Linked DNA regions of Homo sapiens: region 1 is linked to region 2. A link is an interaction called in ENCODE POLR2A ChIA-PET data of the cell type or tissue named here. Cell type or tissue: A673. All regions are shown on one strand. Each heading gives the region's core, and the rest is flanking DNA. Links, peaks and the distances in the headings are about the cores only.

Region 1 (2,500 bases), core at 1-2,500, 220 kb before region 2:
GTTAAAATTGCCTTCTCATCGGGAGAGGTGGTTTGAGAGAATTAAGTTATATACTATAAGCAGAGCAGTCTAGTTTCCAACATGTAAGATTCAAAACTAATAGCTACAGCCGGGAGTGGTGGCCCATGCCTGTAATCCCAGCACTTTGGGAGGCTGAGGCGTGTGGATCACCTGAGGTTAGGCGTTTGAGACCAGCTTGACCAACATGGTGAAACTCCGTCTCTACTAAAAAATACAAAAAATTAGCCAGGCGTGGTGGCGCATGTCTGTAATCCCAGCTACTCAGGAGGCTGAGACAGGAGAATTGCTTGAACCCAGGAGTTGGAGGTTGCAGTGAGCCAAGCTCATGCCACTGCACTCCAGCCTGGGCAAGAGTGAGACTCTGTCTCAAAAAAAAAAAAAAAAAAAAAAAAAAAATCAAAACTAATAGCTACATAGTATTCTAACCTTAACTAATGTTACTTTTGTTAACTGTTACTTTTAATAGCCACATGGTATTCTCCACTGTAGCATCATTCCATGTTATTCTTAATAATTACAATGTTATTGGATTGGACATTTACTTTTTTTTTTTTTTTTGAGACAGAGTCTCGCTCTGTAGCTAAGCTGGAGTGCAGTGGCGCGATCTCAGCTCACTGCAACCTTCACTGCCTGGGTTCAAGCAATTCCCCTGCCTCAGCCTCTGGAGTAGCTGGGACTACAGGCGTGTGCCACCACACCCAACTAATTTTTTTTTTTTTGGTATTTTTAATAGAGACGGGGTTTCATCATGTTAGCCAGGATGGTCTCGATTTCCTGACCTCGTGATCCCCCACCTCGGCCTCCCAAAGTGCTGGGATTACAGGCATGAGCCACTGTGCCAGCTCATGTACCTTTTTAAAAAATGAAATTAATTAAAAATCCTTTTAGAAAGTTAAATCTAATTTTCAAATTTAATAGGAAATATTTAATCAGAAATAACTTTAAACTCATACATTCACTACATGAAGGGGTTTTGAAATCTACTCCTTAAAACTTAACACATGCAGTATACTAATTACGTAACTTTTTTTTTTTTTTTTTTTTTTTGAGATGGAGTCTCACTCTGTCACCAGGCTGGAGTGTAGTAGTGCAATCTTGGCTCACTGAAACCTCTGCCTCCCAGGTTCAAGCGATTCTTCTGCCTCAGCCTCATGAGTAGCTGGGATTACAGGCATGTGCCACCATGCCCGGCCTACATAACTACCTTAAAGCTCCGAATAAAGACTGTCATTGCTCCTGGAGGGAACTGGCCTTTATACATATCACACATATATGACTAGACACATTTAAGAAAAGTAACGTATGATATTCAGTAGAGAGAAGTGTAAGGCTATGTAAATCTTTCTTCAGACACACACATATGCTCTATCAAGTAATGATAACTTTTTTTTTATCCAATACATTAAAACTTTTACCAAGTGCTGCTGCCTCTAAGCCAGTCATTTTAGAAATAAAAGGAATTCTTAAGTTGACCCTACTCTAAAGAGGTTTGCACCTTTCTTTTTGAAATTGTTTGTATATTCCAAACTTTTTATTATTTTTACTCAACTGGAATGATTTGGCTTCAATCACACCAGACTTATCTCTGAATGACTTTTGTTTCAAAAAGTCAAACCTATCTTCATTTGATAAAGATTTCCTAGCATTGATATTTATAAAACACTCCACAAACTCTTTAATTTAGAAAAGTATTCTGAAATGTTTCTGTGCAATGGCACCATCATAGGAGTAAGTGTGCAACCTTTCAAGGTGATGTGTGCTTTCCTTAATGTGAGGTTAAAAACAAAATCTTCCAGGTATCTTAGGGCTCATCTCTGTTCAGAAAGGAGAGAGACTGCCTGAGTGTGATTCTTGCTCCGCCACTTGCTGCGTCCTTGAGTCTGTATCAACATCTCTGTGCTTCTGTTTCTTCACCTGTGAAATGGGGATGATAACAGTACTTACATCTCAAAAGGCTGTTTTAATGTTTAAATGAATACTTGCAAGGCACTTGGAATACTGTTTGGAATACTTAAGGAAACTTAACTGCTATTATTATTTCCTATTATCGTAATGAAAGAACTTAGTACAGTACAAAGTTCAAGCCAGAAACTCAATCAGTCGATAAAAAGGATATAAAGATATTTTCCCTGTTGTACATTTGACAAATTCCAAACTTCATCATTCAGGAAAGCTAACGTTGCTCCCTTGAGGAAAAGGCAGTGGCTATCTGGAGGATCCAACTTGGATAGAATGAAACAAAGACTAATCAATTATTGTGAGTTTAACAGCAGGATGACTGGTATCTCGAGTCAGAAAAACTTCTACACAAATTAAATGATGTCCAAATCACAAAAATATGCACATAAACTTTAATAACGTAAACGATAATATTTTCTATTTCATGGTCCAAAATGATGAAACAGCGAGGTGATAAGTACATGGCAGATGCAAGGCCAATCTAGAATCCTGGTGGTGAAGTGGTAGGGGTGTGTGTGTG
Region 2 (8,036 bases), core at 2,403-4,902:
TGCAGTGTGTAATTACTAACATTTAGTAGAGCAGCTCTGTAACATAGTCCCAGAAATGTGAGCAATATCTGGTGTTTGTACTTCGCTTAAATGATGTTTCACTAGAATTACCCCCAAATACGTTGGGGTGTTACAGTGTGCCTGATAAATGAAATTGTATTGAGACCAAAATTGTTAATAATAACATCTCCCTTATAGCCCCCAGTAGGTAAATGTACATTGTGTAAAAGTCCACGTTGGAACCAGTCATATTACAAAGCAGTTTGTGTTCCTATTTCTTGGTCTGCCATAATCTTATGTTTTCCAAAATTGGATTGGCATTTTGGGTAGTTTTCCAAATCCAAGAAGAAATATTTTTCATTTTCATATGTTGACCTTTGTGCCCTTTCTAAGTGGTTAATTTAATTTAGGTGTTAAGAATGAAAGTCTCTTACAGCCCCTGAACCTTAAAATGTAATAATTTATTAAAATTGATGTATACTTGTAAGAGTAAATTAAGCTAATTGAGACTATTGTTTGGGGGGCTGTTGAGACCAACAGATTTCTTTGCTTAAAAGTGAAATGCTGATTTCACTGTTATCCTTAGGGATGGGAGAAGCTCTTGCTTAAGGGGATAAGAGGCTGATATGGCCCCCTCCTTCACTCCTAGGTGTACACTGCACCAGCAGGCTTTCTATCACATCTGAGGACAGGCTGGGTGTTATCAGTTTACTGGAGGGGGAGGACATTTCCCCAGGGCTTCAGGTCGCATTCCAGATGTCCACCAGTGTCTCGCTCTGTTACTCAGGCTGAGTGCAGTGGTGTGATTTTGGCTCACTGCAACCTCCGCCTCCCGGGTTCAAGCAGTTGTCCTGCCTCAGCCTCCCAAGTAGCTGGAATTACAGGCATGTGCCACCACGCCCGGCTAATTTTTGTATTTTTTGTAGAGATGGGGTTTCACCAGCCTGAAACTCCTGACCTCAAGTGTTCCATCCACCTTGGCTTCCAGAAGTGCTGGGATTACAGGAGTGAGCCACTGCACCTGGCCTAAAAGTCTTATTAACCAGTCAATACCCTGTGTTTCAAGGGAGTAACAATAGATCATGGGACATAATTAAGCAAAGCAGCTGACCTTTGAGGAGGTCCAAAATGAGCAGACGAGTAGGAGTTCCCGTCGATCAAGGGATCCACTTGAGCCCCTAAAGGATTGCTTATGGCAAGAAGGTAAACCTAGAGGGAGCAGAGGACCAGGCAGTTAGAGCAGGGAACTCCTGAACAGAGAAGCAGATTGTTACCTAGAGTGAAGGTAAAGTCAAGACCAGGCTTTTGGCCGGGCGCGGTGGCTCACGCCTGTAATCCCAGCACTTTGGGAGGCCGAGGCGGGTGGATCATGAGGTCAGGAGATCGAGACCATCCTGGCTAACAAGGTGAAACCCCGTCTCTACTAAAAATACAAAAAAAATTAGCCGGGCGCGGTGGCGGGCGCCTGTAGTCCCAGCTACTCGGGAGGCTGAGGCAGGAGAATGGCATGAACCCGGGAAGCGGAGCTTGCAGTGAGCCGAGATTGCGCCACTGCAGTCCGCAGTCCCACCTGGGCGACAGAGCGAGACTCCGTCTCAAAAAAAAAAAAAGACCAGGCTTTTAGAATAGGACAGAAGCCCAAGTAGGAGAACTACAGCGCAACATCAGAGCTGGACAGCAGAAGAGAGAATTTAAAAAAAATATCTGGCCTGGCACGGTGGCTCACGCCTGTAATCCCAGAACTTTGGGAGGCCTAGGCGGGCAGATCACCTGAGGTCAGGAGTTCGAGACCAGCCTGGCCAATATGGTGAAACCCCATGTCTACTAAAAATACAGAAATTAGCCAGGCGTGGTGGTGGGCACCTGTAATCCCAGCTACTCAGGAGGCTGAGGCAGGAGAATTGCTTGAACCCAGGAGGCAGAGGTTGCAGTGAGCTGAGATTGTGCCAGTGTACTCTAGCCTGGGTGACAAGAGTGAGACTCCATCTCAAAAAAAAAAAAAAGCTAACACTTTTAGTATGCCAGGCATTGGTGTAAATATTTGTCAGTCCTCACAGTGAGCATTATAATAAGACAGGTATTTTTATTATCCCCATTTTACAGATGAAGAAACAGGTGCCACGAGATTAAACTTGCCCAAAGTCAACCAGTTAATAGATTGTAGAACTAGCTCCTAAATTGAGACGGTCTAACTGCAGAGCCCTATTCTTGATCATTACACTTTGCAGTCTTGACACTAAGTTATTGTGTGTTTGGCTCAAGCTCCTAACCCACTCCTGCCTGACATCACCTTTGGTCCTAGAACCAAGGTGGCTGATCTTGACTATTGAACCTACTGAGAAGTCTGGCAGGACCTGGCTTGGATAGAGACAGCTATGTTTCCAGTGTGGAGCAAAGTTATAATGTGTCACCATATCACCAAAATGTAAACAAGGAAGGAAAGACATCTAGCCATTTGAGTTCAGCATAAAAGAAGATCCAAATGGGGGAAAATTTATCTTAAATCCTCATCTAGAGAAACAGTTGGGGCTGCCCAGAAAAAGAACAGTAAGAACAAAACAATGACTGCAAAGTGGCTAGTGTGTTCATGTGGGTGTAAGTGTGAGCAGAAATGATAGAACTGTGAAGCCAAAAATTCAACCTTTGGAAGTGTTATTGCATTTTATACAAGGGAACTCCTTTTTTGGTTGTTTGGAGAATTCTCAGCTTTAAAAATTGCTTTTATCTGTGACAATAAAGATTCCCTAAAGTGGAGCAGCAAGCAGGCATCCCCTACTTGCTGAATATATTGTAAATAACAGGTAGAAATCAGAAGTAAGCCTTGCCTTGCATTCTGTTTTCTCCACCTCTACCCCAAACATTTGTTAATTCAAATAAGCTAATAAGTATTGAACCCTATTACTCACTGTCCACTGAGTACATACAGATAGATGTTTGGTTTGTTTAATGTAATCATTTTTTGCTTTATTTTTAATTAATTTTTACTGAATACTTGAATGGATTAGATAACTGGTATTTTTGTCAGATTTTTCCAAAATCATTGTTAAGACCCTGCCTACTCATGTCTGATTTCTAAGAAGCAACTTTAATTTCCAGTGAAGTGTTTGATGTTTTACTCCTTAGGCAGCATAGGAAGGGGTAAAAATAAGATATAAGGTTTCATAAGATAAGACCCTTATAAGAATTATAGTAATGAAAATAAAATTTTTTTTTTGAGACGGAGTTTCACTCCTGTTGCCCAGGCTGGAGTGCAATGGCATCATCTCAGCTCACTGCAACCTCCGTCTCCTGGGTTCAAGCGATTCTTCTGCCTCAGCCTCCCGAGTAGCTGGGATTACAGGCATGCGCCACCATGCCTGGCTAGTTTTGTATTTGTAGTAGAGACGAGGTTTCACTGTGTTGGTCAGGCTGGTCTCAAACTTCCGACCTCTGGTAATCCCCCGCCTCAGCCTCCCAAAGTGCTGGGATTACAGGCATGAGCCACCGTGCCCAGCCCAAAAATAAATTTCCCAATAGCAAATGTGATTGTCCTCCAAAGTCATTCTCCTGTTGCTCATAAAATAGTAGGGACAACTCGTAAAGAAAAGTAGAATCGTTTTGGCCATTTTGGATGATCCATTTGAGTCAGAATTAAAATGCAAACCTTAAAAGCATTTGGCGTAATAAATGGCCTCTGTGAAATTTTTAAACAGTATAATCCTGGATTTTCCTGTGCACTGAATATGCAAGTTAAATTTATACAAAAGAAAACTACAGGACCTTAATACAATTGATTATTGCTGTAAATAATGACTTCCTTAATTTTCTCATCATGTGTCTGTGGAGCTTTTAAATGCCTAAACACAGCAGCAGTCAGCTTTGCTTCTCGTGGAAACCATTTAAGGCCATGGTTTTTTTTTTTAAATCTTCCTTGTCCTTATACTGAATAAATACTACTTAGTTATTGGAGGTTTTCAGAGTACTGAATTTATATTGATTGCACCCTTTGCTTTCAACTTTAAGTAATAAACTCAAGTCAAATTATTTTTAATAATGACATGACTTTCTGATGAAGCCTGTTAAGTCACTTCCCAAATCAAAATATTTAAATTACATGCCTCAGGACTCCAGGCACTTTGTCTCAACTGCCATTATTAGGACAGTTATGGGGTAAGGCTTTTTTAAAAAGTGCAGAGAATAAGAGCTTGAATTATAGTGCATTTTTTTTTTCAGCATTACTGCTTAGACTCTTTTCCCAGACACTTGGACTAAGATGAAGAGATTCCTATGCCATATGTCAATCTAAAGAGGGCAGAGGCTTGGGACTTCACTGTAGTTGGGTGCTGGGTCTATTCAGGGGTTAATTTAGTTCTACTTAAAGCTGTGACTTTTTCCACAGGTGGATGAAAGCCAAACTGGAGAACCCGGCTGGCTTGGAGGAGAATTAAAAGGAAAGACAGGGTGGTTCCCTGCAAACTATGCAGAGAAAATCCCAGAAAATGAGGTTCCCGCTCCAGTGAAACCAGTGACTGATTCAACATCTGCCCCTGCCCCCAAACTGGCCTTGCGTGAGACCCCCGCCCCTTTGGCAGTAACCTCTTCAGAGCCCTCCACGACCCCTAATAACTGGGCCGACTTCAGCTCCACGTACGTGTTGGTGGGCTCTTTCTGATGATTTTTGAAATCCCAATTTGATCATTTCCCCCCCACCCCCTTAAGTATTTTCATAGTCTTGGATTGTCCTTCTATGTGAGGGAGCTGGCTCATTTTCAGTACTCCTTTCTCTAGCTGGCGAATTGGAGATTACAGTCCCTGAACTGGATTTAATGATATCATTGTCTAACAGTGACTTACCATGGTACAAAATGAAGCCTGTTATCTTGTTTTGTTCAATAATGTATTTGTATCTATCATTCTTGTGGAAGAAGTGGAGAAATACAGTTTCCTAATAATCTATTTTGACATCCATGTCAGTCAGCAAATTTTCAGAGTTATTTCCTGCATGCAAATAGCACTTTTTTTTGCCAGGCAGAAGCAAAAATTGAATTCAGTCATGTGGTTCTGAATAAGATAGAAAGCTGTTTCCTTTAAAGCTTTCCACTTTCATTAATCTTATACAAATGTACAGTAGAATGAAGAGGTGTTTGCACTTGGCCAGTTAGTTCTGTGCCCTGGTTCATCAGGAAATGGCATTTTAAAAACTGTGTGTAAGCAGAGGTTTGAAATGATAGATGAAATGGTTGTTCAGACTTCCAGTTATAGGGCCATGACCTAGATGAGCAATTGTCTAAAAATATTTTATACTAGGATACAAGTATGAGTGATTTGAATAAGAAGTGTTTAAATTTTTTTTCAAGTCTAATCATCTTTCAGAAGAAACAAATTGAAGGCAAGGAATCCAGATGTATTGCTGGAGAAGGATCAGATGGAACAAATAGAGGGAAGAAAGAATAATTACTCAGGGCGGGAGGAAGTGGAGGGAAGGATGTAAGGAATAGCAAGTTTTTCATACTTTATTTTCACATAAAAGGCTGAAGGCGCTAAAGAAGGTCCCCTCATCTAATCTCTGCTTTAAGAAAAAAAAGCCTTCCATTAGCTTGACTTCCAAGTTGAAACTTTTCCTTACTCTTTTGGTCTTGACTGAAAAGTTCTGAGTTTTTAAACTAAAGCTTAGGCTAAAATAGAAGACTAATACCATATTTTCCAGGATTTGTTTTGCTGGGGATCAAATCAGTATGCCTCTTCTTCAATATATGTATGGTGTGCAGTTCTCTTGCTATAATTATGGGCACCTTATTTTCCAAATGAAAAATCAGGAATTATTTTGATTTTCAGATTTGTTTGTATATCTTATAAGGATGTAAAAAGTAAATTGCCTTTAGATCTGCAGTCACACAGACATGTTTATCTAAAATTATTTTTTATTATTTATTATTATTTTGAGACAGGGTCTCACTTCATCACCCAGGCTGGAGTGCAGTGGCATGACCATGGCTCACAGCACCCTTGACCTCCTGGGCTCAAGCAATACTCCTGCCTCAGCCTCCTAAGTAGCTGGGCCTACAGGTGCATGCCACCATGCCCAGCTAATTTTTAAGTTTTTTGTAGAGATGAGGTCTCACTATGTTGCCCAGGCTGATCTTGAACTCCCGAACTCAAGTGATCCTCCTGCCTTGGCCTCCCAAAGCGCTGGGATTAGAGGTATCAGCCACCATGCCCAGCCTGTTTATCTAAAATTATTAAAATCACAAAACTAGAACTGTCCCTGGGACCCAGGACAACTGGTTGCTGTCAGGATGCCACTTGTAATTGCTGTGGCATCTAGGCATACTACCAGGTACTTGCTGTAGAGTGCATGGGTCTGAGAAATGGTGTTGAGAAGCTCCAGCTCCATAGGTGGCATGTAGCTTTTTTTTTTCTCATTTAACTATTGTTATTACAAATGATAATGATCATGTGAGGATGTTTCTCCGGGGCTTTGCAGTTACAGAGTATTTCCCTAGCCTGTATTTCATGTACCCTCACAACTAACCTTAAGTGGCACAGTATTGTTCCCATTTTATCAATGAGGAAATCAAATGCCTTTTCCTCTCCTCCTTGTTCTTTTATTTATTTTTCTTTTTGAGACAGAGTCTTGCTCTGTCACCCAGGCTGGAGTGCAGTGGCGTGATCTCAGCAGCTCACTGCAACTTCCACCTCCCAGGTTCAAGCAATTCTTGTGTCTCAGCCTCCCAAGTAGCTGGGATTACAGACTCAATGCCACCACACCCAGCTAACTTTTTTTTTTTTCTTTTTGAGACAGAGTCTCACTCTGTCATCCAGTCCAGAGTACAGTGATGCGATCCTGGCTCACTGCAACCTCTGCCTCCGAGGTTGAAGCATTTCTCCTTCCTCAGCCTCCTTAGTAGCTTGGATTACAGGGGTGCGCCACCACACCCAGCTAATTTTTGTATTTTTAGTAGAGATGGGGTTTCACCATGTTGGTCAGACTGGTCTCGAACTCTTGACCTCAGGTTATCCAGCCACCTCGGCCTCCCACAGTGCTGGGATTACAGGCATGAGCCACTGTGCCCAGCCTCCTCCTTGTTCTTTCACTGTAGAAAGCCACATTAAGTATACTAGGTTTGTGTTGCACAGGCTCATTGGTTGCCATCTTTTTCTTTTTTCTTTTTTTCCTCTTTTATTTATTTATTTATTTTTTTGGTACTTTACTGTGGGTAAAAAGCTGGCATATTAGGGAGTGCTTGCTTTTTTTTTTTTTTGGTACTTTACTGTGGGTAAAAAGCTGGTATATTAGGGAGTGCTTGTTATTCATGGTGTTGTGCTTTTCCCTCCAGGTGGCCCACCAGCACGAATGAGAAACCAGAAACGGATAACTGGGATGCATGGGCAGCCCAGCCCTCTCTCACCGTTCCAAGTGCCGGCCAGTTAAGGCAGAGGTCCGCCTTTACTCCAGCCACGGCCACTGGCTCCTCCCCGTCTCCTGTGCTAGGCCAGGTAAAGGCAGCCAGTGAGAGTGTGAAGACTTAGCATGCTATCTAGTGCCAAAAACTTCAGCAAATGCTTTTTGGCAATGTCATTTTGAAGCAAGCCTTGTTATGTGTGTCTTGGTTGGCTGGCAGTATGGGAATCCAGTGCAGGAGCCAGAAATCTGCTGTGAATAGTTGGGAGTTGGGGGTGGGGGTGGGACACAGTCAACTTCTCCTGCCTGGGTTGATGAAGGAAGCTTCATTGCAGAAGTGGCACTTGAGCTGCATCTTGACCAGTGGGTAAGATCTTACTAGAAAATGGAGAGAGCCTGCCTGTCAGACAGAAACTGCTGGGAAGGCTCGAAGGCAGACAGTCAGAATGTATTTAAGGAAAATCACATACCCCTCCATTTGTCTAGACCATTGAGTTTTTTTTGGAAAAGGTAGACCAATTAAAGGTTAATGGGAGGCTCTGAAATGCCCTGCTCGGAAAGAATAATGTCTGAAAGGATAAAGGTGGTTATTCTGAATAGTTCTCTTTTGCTTAATACAATAATGATAAAATACTCAAATTTCTATCAATAATCA

What was found. ChIA-PET counts read pairs that join two places held together with the same protein. Peaks named below come from ENCODE experiments on the same cell type or tissue, not always from the same donor. Only the 100,000 strongest peaks of a DNase experiment are listed, where the experiment ranks them.
Region 1: POLR2A ChIA-PET joins it to region 2 with 12 read pairs; 2 of 35 experiments call an interaction of 5 or more read pairs at or near these places.

What each region holds. Positions count from the first base shown.
Region 1 is chr21:33,593,594-33,596,093 of GRCh38, forward strand. It overlaps CRYZL1 (crystallin zeta like 1), which reads right to left. Exons shown (of 13, transcript NM_145858.3): 11 at 2,138-2,243. Among named protein-coding and RNA genes, the nearest start is that of DONSON, 6.2 kb to the left of the region's middle. In A673, for the core only: no CTCF peak of the experiment used is centred there; no DNase peak of the experiment used is centred there.
Region 2 is chr21:33,806,597-33,814,632 of GRCh38, forward strand. ITSN1 (intersectin 1) reads left to right here. Exons shown (of 40, transcript NM_003024.3): 21 at 4,379-4,626; 22 at 7,317-7,476. Among named protein-coding and RNA genes, the nearest start is that of ATP5PO, 110 kb to the right of the region's middle. In A673, for the core only: no CTCF peak of the experiment used is centred there; a DNase peak (open chromatin) is centred at 3,705.